Linked DNA regions of Homo sapiens: region 2 is linked to region 1. A link is an interaction called in ENCODE POLR2A ChIA-PET data of the cell type or tissue named here. Cell type or tissue: PC-9. All regions are shown on one strand. Links, peaks and the distances in the headings refer to the core of each region. The heading gives the core; the rest is flanking DNA.

Region 1 (4,405 bases), core at 406-4,405:
AACATTTCAATTAACAAATAATAATTGCATATATTTGTAGGGTACAGTGTGATGTTTTATATATTATATGTTGTGGAATTATTAGATCAACTTAATTAACATATCTATCGCCTCACATACTTAACCACAAATTCTCTCTTATTCCATATCAAATCTTTCTCATTTTCAGGGTGATTCCTCCTTTTACTAATGAACTTCTTTATTCTTTTTATTATATCTTATTTTTTATTCTCTTTATTATAATCTTATTTTTATTCTCTTTACTATATCTTCTTTTATCAATGAACTTCTTTATTCTCTTTATTATATCTTCTTTACTTCTTTATTCTCTTTATTATATCTCATTTTTAATTTTATTAATCCCCTTCTTATCTTTATTATTTCCTTCTTTTTACTTTATTATGTTTATTCTACTGTGCTTGTTCAAATTTCTAAAGAGACTGAATTAAGTCAATAATGTTTAAATTTCTTCTTTTATAATACAAGTGTTTGAGGCTTGGGGTTTTTTTAATTTCCAAATATAGGGAATTTATTTTATCTTGTATCATCTTATTGATCTCTAACATAATTGTCTTGAGAGAAACAAAAATATGATCTATAGCATATTAATTATTTGAATTATTGCTCTATGGCCTGGAATTTAGTCCGTTTTTGTAAATGATCCACATGAACTTGAAAAGAATGGATCTACATCAATTGCAGGGTTCTACTTTCTATATAAGTTCATTAGATTAACGTAATTAGTTCATGCTAATTATGTTGCTGAAGTCTTCCATATTGTTACTAATTTTTTTGTTGGCTTAATCTATAAATTGCTGAGAAGACCATTAAAATTTTCCAAGGTGATATTTACCAATTTGATAAACAGTGGATACATAGTAAATATAACAATTTTTATTTGCAGTTCTATTAATTTTTGCTTTTTGTATGCAAAGTTATGTTATTATTCTAGGAAGGATAAATTAATTCTTTTTAAGTTAACTATGTACTGGTTTTCTTTCACCCTGTTTAAACTTCAAGTCTATTTGTCCAACAGTAATATGGCTATACCAGCTTTCATTTCACACATATTTACCTATCTTTTCCTATCCTTTTACTTTCAACTTTTTGGTATCGTTACAGGGGTGTGTGTCTGTGTGTGGTGTGTGTGTGTGTGTGTGTGTGTGTGTGTGTGAGTGATCCACTATAACAATGTTTTGCTTTTAAATAGAGAATTTAACTAATTTATATTTATTGAAAACATATTTTTTATTTATGTATTTTGTGCTTTCATTTTATCCTGCTTTTTCTACATTTATTTCTTTTTCCTTGACTTCTTTTGGATTAACTGATTTTTTGACACTTCTTTGCTTTATTCTCCTCTAAAAGCTTGAAAAATATATAATCTATTTCTATTTTCTTATGACTTCCCAGAAACTTAACATACGTAATTAACAAAATCTGAAGTTAATCAACCTCTTTCTTGTCAACCAAACAATTCATGGAATTTGGAGTGTTTTTAATACAATGATCATCATTAGACTCCCTACTGAAGTAATACTATATTGTCCAGTAGAAAAAAACTAAGCCAGAACAAGAAAGATCAGGAGTACTGAGAAAAATGGGCAAGTTGCCATTTTAAGTACAGTAAAGGTTCAGGCCTCATTAAGAAGACATTTGAGCAAAGACTTGAAAGAGATAGTGTTAGGCAGAATCTGGGGGGACAGCATTCCAGGCAAAGGGATCCACAGGTGCAAAAGCCGTAGGAAAGAAACAAGCCTAGAGAGTTCTAGGGACAGCAGGGGGTGTGGCTGGAGCAGAGTGAGCTGAAGGAAAATACTAGATGCAGTCAGACAAGCAATGAAGGGTCAGCTCAGGTGGGACTTTCTTGGTCGTTTTAAAAATCTGTAGCTTTAACATGTGGAGCTTTTGGGGAATTTTGAGCAGAGAAGTGACATAACTACTTTTATTTTTAAAGTTCTCTCCCTTAATTTAAATACTAAGATACTAGAGAATTTTCTCAGAAACAGCGTTTCATTTCTACACATACATGCACATACAAATGCCATCGTATTTGGATGAAAGGAAATAAGAACATCTTATGGGAGACACTTTTAAATATGTGTGTTTCGTGTTGATTAAACTTTTTATAGTCCTAGTTTTTCTGTAGAAAAAGTTAAAATCATAGATGATCAGAAAGAAAAATTATGTCTAATTGTCCAAAGAATACCACAATTGAATTATATTGTAAATATATAATACATAAAATATCTGCTTTGTCCCTTAACAACATACTATGAAATTTCTTCATCCAAGCAAATATCTATCTACATTAGTTTTTCATGGTTAAATAATATTCCATTCAATAAATGAATTATGTATTAATTTTCTCTTTTTTGAGACACGGTTTCACTACTGTCCCCCAGGCTGGAGTGCAGTAGCATGATCTCAGCTCACTGCAACCTCCACCTCCCAGGTTCAAGCGATTCTGCTGCCTCAGTCTCCCAAATAACTGGGACAACAGGCATGCACCACCATGCCCAGCTAATTTTTGTATTTTTAGTAGAGACGGGATTCTGCTATGTTGGCCAGGCCGGTCTCAAACTCCTGACATCAAGCAATCCACCCACCTCAGCCTTCCAAAGTGCTGAGATTACAGGCATGTGCCACCATGCCCAGCCCCATAATTAATTTTTAAAACTTTTAAAATTCCCCCATATGTTTAAGGTACTTCCTATGTTTACTATTCTTAATAACTCTTCAATGAACAACTTTGCATTTGCAAGTTTGTTTACTTGTTCCACTACTTCCTGGATATAAATTTTTGGATGTGGTTTTGCTAAGTCAATTTTCAAATTTTTAAGATTCCTAAGTCTTTGGAATCCTCCTGCTCCTTTAGCTTTCTGAAAAATGATTGAATGTATTCCTTTGACACAGTCACCCCCAGGCTGTTGGTCAATAAATCCACATCTTACCCAAGCTGTATAGTGCCAAAGAGTATTTAGCCAGGTGTGGAGAGAGAACAGAACAAGCCAACTCTCCAGAATCCTTTGGGATATGTGCATAATGGTCTTCTCCCACAAGGAAAACAAAACAAAGATACGGCAAAAATTCAAAGAAAACCGTGGAACTCAATAACACACTATTCTTTGGTTTCAGCATTTCTTGATGATTATTATGTCATTTGCAAATGATGGTTCAGGTTATTCTTCTCAGATAACACATATTTATCTTCTCCAAAGATGTTAGCCCTTTATGTCTTCCTTCTGAATGTTCTTTAAAACACTGTCTCTGGAGAGAAGAAAAGAATTAAAAACAAGGAAGAATTTCTGGCAGAACAGTATGGTCTACACCATTAAATGTGCTCTGTCTTTCTTCCTCATTTCTCCCCTAGTCCATAACTCTTTAGAAAAAAAAAAAATGCTGATAGAATTATTCTCCTTAATCTCTGCGCAGTTTAATTTGGAAATATTCCTAGAACAACATGGCAAAATAATTTAGGGCATGTAAAAACGGTGAAGTAGACCTTGACCAAAATTCAAGCAATCACTGAGGGATGGATCGGTCAGAGGACCTGGGGACTTGAAGACAGGGCTATGGCAGTAGGAACACCTAACAGGGGGGTTTTAACACCCCTTTACCTCCCTGTATGATCCAGTGCTTGCTCAAAGAATTAGGGAGAGGAGGTATCCTGAAGACACCACCAAACTGGGAATATAAAGGGTTTGTTTTGAGGCTTGAGACCCAACTATCCCAATTATCAACTTAGAACATTATCACTTAGAAGCAATACAGCACAGTAGTCAACAACCTGGGCTTTGGAGTCAAGCAAAGGAAATACGGAAGGCTTTGTCCCAAAACTCAAGCAGCCTAGATACTGGAATTTTTTTCATGTCTAAACATAAACCATGAATATTCAGAGAGCCTCTCTTAAAAACAGTCACACTGTCAGCAGAGAGGAAGGTTGCAGCTGCCCTTGAACATCTCTGCCACTTATTAGGGCACACCCCATGGGGACCATAATGCTCACCCCATGTGGCGGCTGTGAGGATCAAGTGTGTAAAGCACTCAGCATAGTGCTTGACACAGAATGCTATAGCTATGATTATGCTATTAATAAGATTACTTACCCTTTCTAGATCACAATTGACTCATCTATGAAATAAAAAGATGGTACTTGATGATTACTACAGTTTCTTTTAATTCAATTCTAATTAAAGTATATTAAATATAAAATACTGTGCAAGCACAAAATTTGCACCTACATTAAAGATTTAATCAAAACACTTGAAATTAAAATATATACTTTATTCACTTGTGAACTATTCTCAGATCAATACAATCATCACAGTTAAATGCATGTCACCATATCTAAAAACTGAGCCCTCAATTTTCATTTAACCCAGGGAGGTACAGAAATACACAT
Region 2 (4,405 bases), core at 245-4,244, 300 kb after region 1:
ATTCATCAAATATTTTTCTGGGGACTTATTATACACTAAGTACTATTCTAGATAGTGAAGGTACAGCAGCAAAAGAACAAATAATAAAACTTGTCTTCACAGAGGACATTCTAGTGGGGGAACAGACCATGAGCAGAATAAAGAAGTATGATGTTAAAGCGTGTAAGGGAAAATAAAGCAGAGAGGCCAGGCTGCCTGAGATTCTTCTTCTGAAAATAAAGCAGGGAAGGGAAATAGGGTTTTCCAGGAAAAGGGAGGGACTTGAAGTTTTTAAATAGAATGAGCAGGGAAGGCTGTGCTGAAAAGTTAACATCAGATACAGACTTGAAAGAGGAGAGGGTGAGTCACTTAGCCCTCCAGGCTGAGAGAAGAGCAAGTGCCAAAGCTGGAGTATGCTTGGTGTATTGGGAGAAGTCAGAAGGCCAGTGTGGCTGGAGTGAAGTGGATGTAGGGAAAACAGCAGGAGTGAGGTCAAGCAGATACGTGATGGGAAAGAAGACCACGTGGAGGAGCATGGTAAGCTACTGAAAGGACTTCAGCTTTTACTCTGAGTGAGATGGGGACCACTGCAGAGATTGAGCAGAGGGCCAACATGATCTAAAATGTTTTAACAGAATTTCACTGGCTTCCATGCAGTGAATAGACAAAGTGGGGCAGGAGCAAAAGCAGGAAGAATGAATAATGGATGCCAGCACTTGACGTGTGGTGCTTTGGAGTGGGCTTTGGAGCCAGGCTGCCTCAGATTCTTAATCTGTAAAATAGTATCTGTTCTTCACCAATAAAATGGAAAAAGAATAAACCTAATGTGAGGATTAGATCAGCTAATGTGGGCAAACTTCTTAGAATAGTGCCTGGCACATTGTAAATATTCATTAAATGTTGACTTTCCTTACTTTTCTCAGAGCCTAGGATACATGCTATGAGGGTACCACACCGCTATTTGACACATAGTGGGCAAGACGGTAGGACTTGAATAAGTTTTGGGGGGGATCTTGTTCCTATGTCTTGATTTTAGGAGAGTAGTTAAGCAAAGCAAGTATCAGATGCTGCCTTGAAATCTAGAACCTTATTCTTTTCATGTGATGATAGTGACAAAGCAACTGACACCAACTCTGATTACAGAAAGTAGGGAATTGGTGAATTGAATGTGTACTGCTACTTAAAAAAATAGAGACATGGCTGGGCGTGGTGGCTCACACCTGTAATCCCAGCACTTTGGGAGGCTGAGGCGGGCAGATCATGAGGTCAGGAGATCAAACCATCCTGGTGAACATGGTGAAACCCCGTCTCTACTAAAAATACAAAAATGAGCTGAGTGTGGTGGTGCACGCCTGTAATCCCAGCTACTCCGGAGGCTGAGGCAGGAGAATCGCTTGAACCCGGGAGGTGGGGGTTGCAGTGAGATTGCACCACTGCACTCCAACCTGGGTGACAGAGCGAGACTCCATCTCAAAAAAAAAAAAAGAAAGAAAAGAAGAAAAAGAAATAGAGATGTAGCTATGATTATGATTAAATAGATGAAGAACCAAAGCATCCTATAAGGAAGTATCTTTAAAATTGCACAGATGTCAGCCGGGTGCAGTGGCTCACGCCTGTAATCCCAGCACTCTGGGAGGCCAAGGTGGGTGGATCACCTGAGATAAGGAGTTCAAGACCGCCTGGCCAACATGGTGAAACCCTGTCTCTACTAAAAAAACAAAAATTAGCCGGGCATGGTGGTTGGCACCTGTAATCCCAGCTACTCAGGAGGCTGAGGCAGGAGAATCACTTGAATGTGGGAGGCAGAGGTTGCGGTGAGCTCAGATCGTGCCACTGCACTCCAGCCTGGGCAACAGACAAGACTTTTTCTAAATAATAATAATAATAATAAATAAAATTGTATAGATGTCAGCTGGTGCAGCGGCTCACGCCTGTAATCCCAGCACTTTGGGAGGATGAGATAGGCAGGTCACCTGAGGTCAGGAGTTCGAGACCAGCCTGGCCAACATGGCAAAACCCCGTCTCTACTAAAAACACAAAAATTGGCCAGTGGTGGTGGTATGCGCCTGTAATCCCAACTGCTTGGGAGGCTGAGGCAGGAGAAGCCCTTGAACCCAGGAGGCAGAGGTGGCAGTGAGCCGTGATCAGGCCATTGCACTCCAGCCTGGGCGACAGAGCGAGACTCTGTCTCAAAATAAATAAACAAATAAATAATCTTATAATTATTAAATGAATTGGAGAGGACAGTGATGTTAGCAAGATGGCAGAGTATTGTTATGGATAATAATAGTTATCCATAAATGATAATAACTTTGGGAGGGATCAAGGGCCCATTTAAGAACTTGTGGTAACACAGTGGAGGAGAAAAATGGAGAATAACCAATGTGGAACAGTCAAAGGACAGCAGTATACCTGAGACATCTAGAGACAGGAACAAAAGACAAGGGTAGGAGCTATTAGTATCAGCCGCACAGCATGGGCTACTGTGGTCCCCACTCACCTGCTCTATAGAGGACACCAGCAACTGAGGTAACCAACAGCCATCCCCACTGCAGACCCCTCCACTACCACCAGAGAGGGAAACATGGCTATGCCCCCTCCAAAGGCGCCACTGTTGGGCTTTTCAGGACTGGAGCCATCATCCCTCACAATCCCGTGCTAATCCCTGACATCTGAACTATGGTCATTTCTCTGTCATGCTTCCTGTTACGCCTGAAGAACTGTGGGTCAATTAAACTTCTTTTCTGCATAAATTACCCAGTCTCAGGTAGTTCTTTATAGCAGTGTGAAAACAGACTAATACACCATACTACACAAAGCAATCCACAGATTCAGGGAAGTCCCTATCAAAATTGTAATGGCATTTTTCACAGAAATAGAAAAAGCAATCCTAAAATTTACCTGGAATTACAAAAGACCTTGAGTAGCCAAAGCAATCTTGAGCAAAAAGAAGAAAGCTGGAGGCATTATACTACCTGATTTCAAAATAATTTATAAAGCTATAGTAATTAAAACAACATGGTACTGACATAAAAACAGACATATAGACAAATGGAACAGAATAGAGAGCCCCAAAATAAATCCATACATTTAGGCAATTGATCTTCAACAAAAGTGCCAAGAACACACAATATGGAAAGGACAGCCTCTTCAATAAAGGGTGTTGTCAAAACTAGACCTCCACATGCAGCAGAATGAGAGTGAACCCTTATGTCAGCTGATATACAAAAATCAACACAGAATGGATCAAAGATTTAAACACAAGACCTGAAACTGTAAGACTATTAGAAGAAAATATAAAGGATAAGCTCCATGATATTTGTCTAGGCGATGATTTTTTTAAAATATGACCCCAAAAGCACAGGCAACAAAAGCAAAAATTGGCAACTGAGATTGTGTCAAACCAAAATGCTTCTGCACAGGCAAGGAAACAATCAACTGAGTGAAGAGACTACCCATGACTTGGGAGAAAATATTTGCAAACCATACATCTGATAAAGGGTTAATATCAAAATAAAGAACTCAACTTGATAGCAAGAAAGAAGTAATTTTATTAAAAAATGGGCCAATGACCTGAAAAATCACTTCTCAAAATAAGATACACAGCCAAGCGCACCTCTAGTCCCAGCTACTTCGGAGGCTGAGGCAGGAGGTTCACTTGAGCCTAGGAGTTTGAAATGAAACTGGGCAACATAGTAAGACCCTGTCTCATATTTTTTTAAAAGGGAAGAAGATATACAACTGGCCAAATAAAATATTTTAATTTTCACATTATTTACTGATGTGTATTTTAAAGAAATAAAGAAACAAAATAATAGTTCTTTATATTTATCTACATAGTTCCCATTTCTTTCTTTCTTTTTTTTTCTTTTTTGAGACAGGGTTTCACTCTGTCACCCAGGCTGGAGTGTGGTGGTGCGATCTCAGCTCACTGCAACCTCCACCTCCTGGGTTCAAGCGATTCTCGTGTCTCAGCCTCCCAAGTAACTGGGATTACAGGCACACTCCACCACACCCAGCTAATTTTTTATTTCTGGTAGAGACAGGATTTCACCATGGTGGCCAGGCTGGTCTCGAACTCCTGGCCCAAGTGATCCGCCTGCCTCGGCCTCCCAAAGTGATTGGATTACAGACATGAGCCACCATGCCCAGCCCATAATTCCCATTTCTGATGTTCTTGATTACTTTCTGACAATATGAGTTTCTATTTCTTATCAAATCCACACAGTGTGAAAAAATTCCTTTGGCATTTCTTGTAGTGCAGGTCAGTGGATGATGAATTATCTTGTTTTCATTTATCTAAATTACTGTTTTTGTTAGATAATAGAATTCTGAATTGACAGGGGCTTTCTTCATCAGCACTTAAAGATGTCAATTCACTGTCTTTTTCCTTCCATTATTTCTTGTGAGAAGTCAACATCATTTA

What was found. Peaks named below come from ENCODE experiments on the same cell type or tissue, not always from the same donor. Only the 100,000 strongest peaks of a DNase experiment are listed, where the experiment ranks them.
Region 2: POLR2A ChIA-PET joins it to region 1 with 6 read pairs; 2 of 35 experiments call an interaction of 5 or more read pairs at or near these places.

Annotation. Positions count from the first base shown.
Region 1 is chr4:127,573,159-127,577,563 of GRCh38, forward strand. No RefSeq gene overlaps it. Among named protein-coding and RNA genes, the nearest start is that of INTU, 58 kb to the right of the region's middle. In PC-9, for the core only: no CTCF peak of the experiment used is centred there; a DNase peak (open chromatin) is centred at 2,843.
Region 2 is chr4:127,870,582-127,874,986 of GRCh38, forward strand. No RefSeq gene overlaps it. Among named protein-coding and RNA genes, the nearest start is that of PLK4, 8.1 kb to the right of the region's middle. In PC-9, for the core only: no CTCF peak of the experiment used is centred there; no DNase peak of the experiment used is centred there.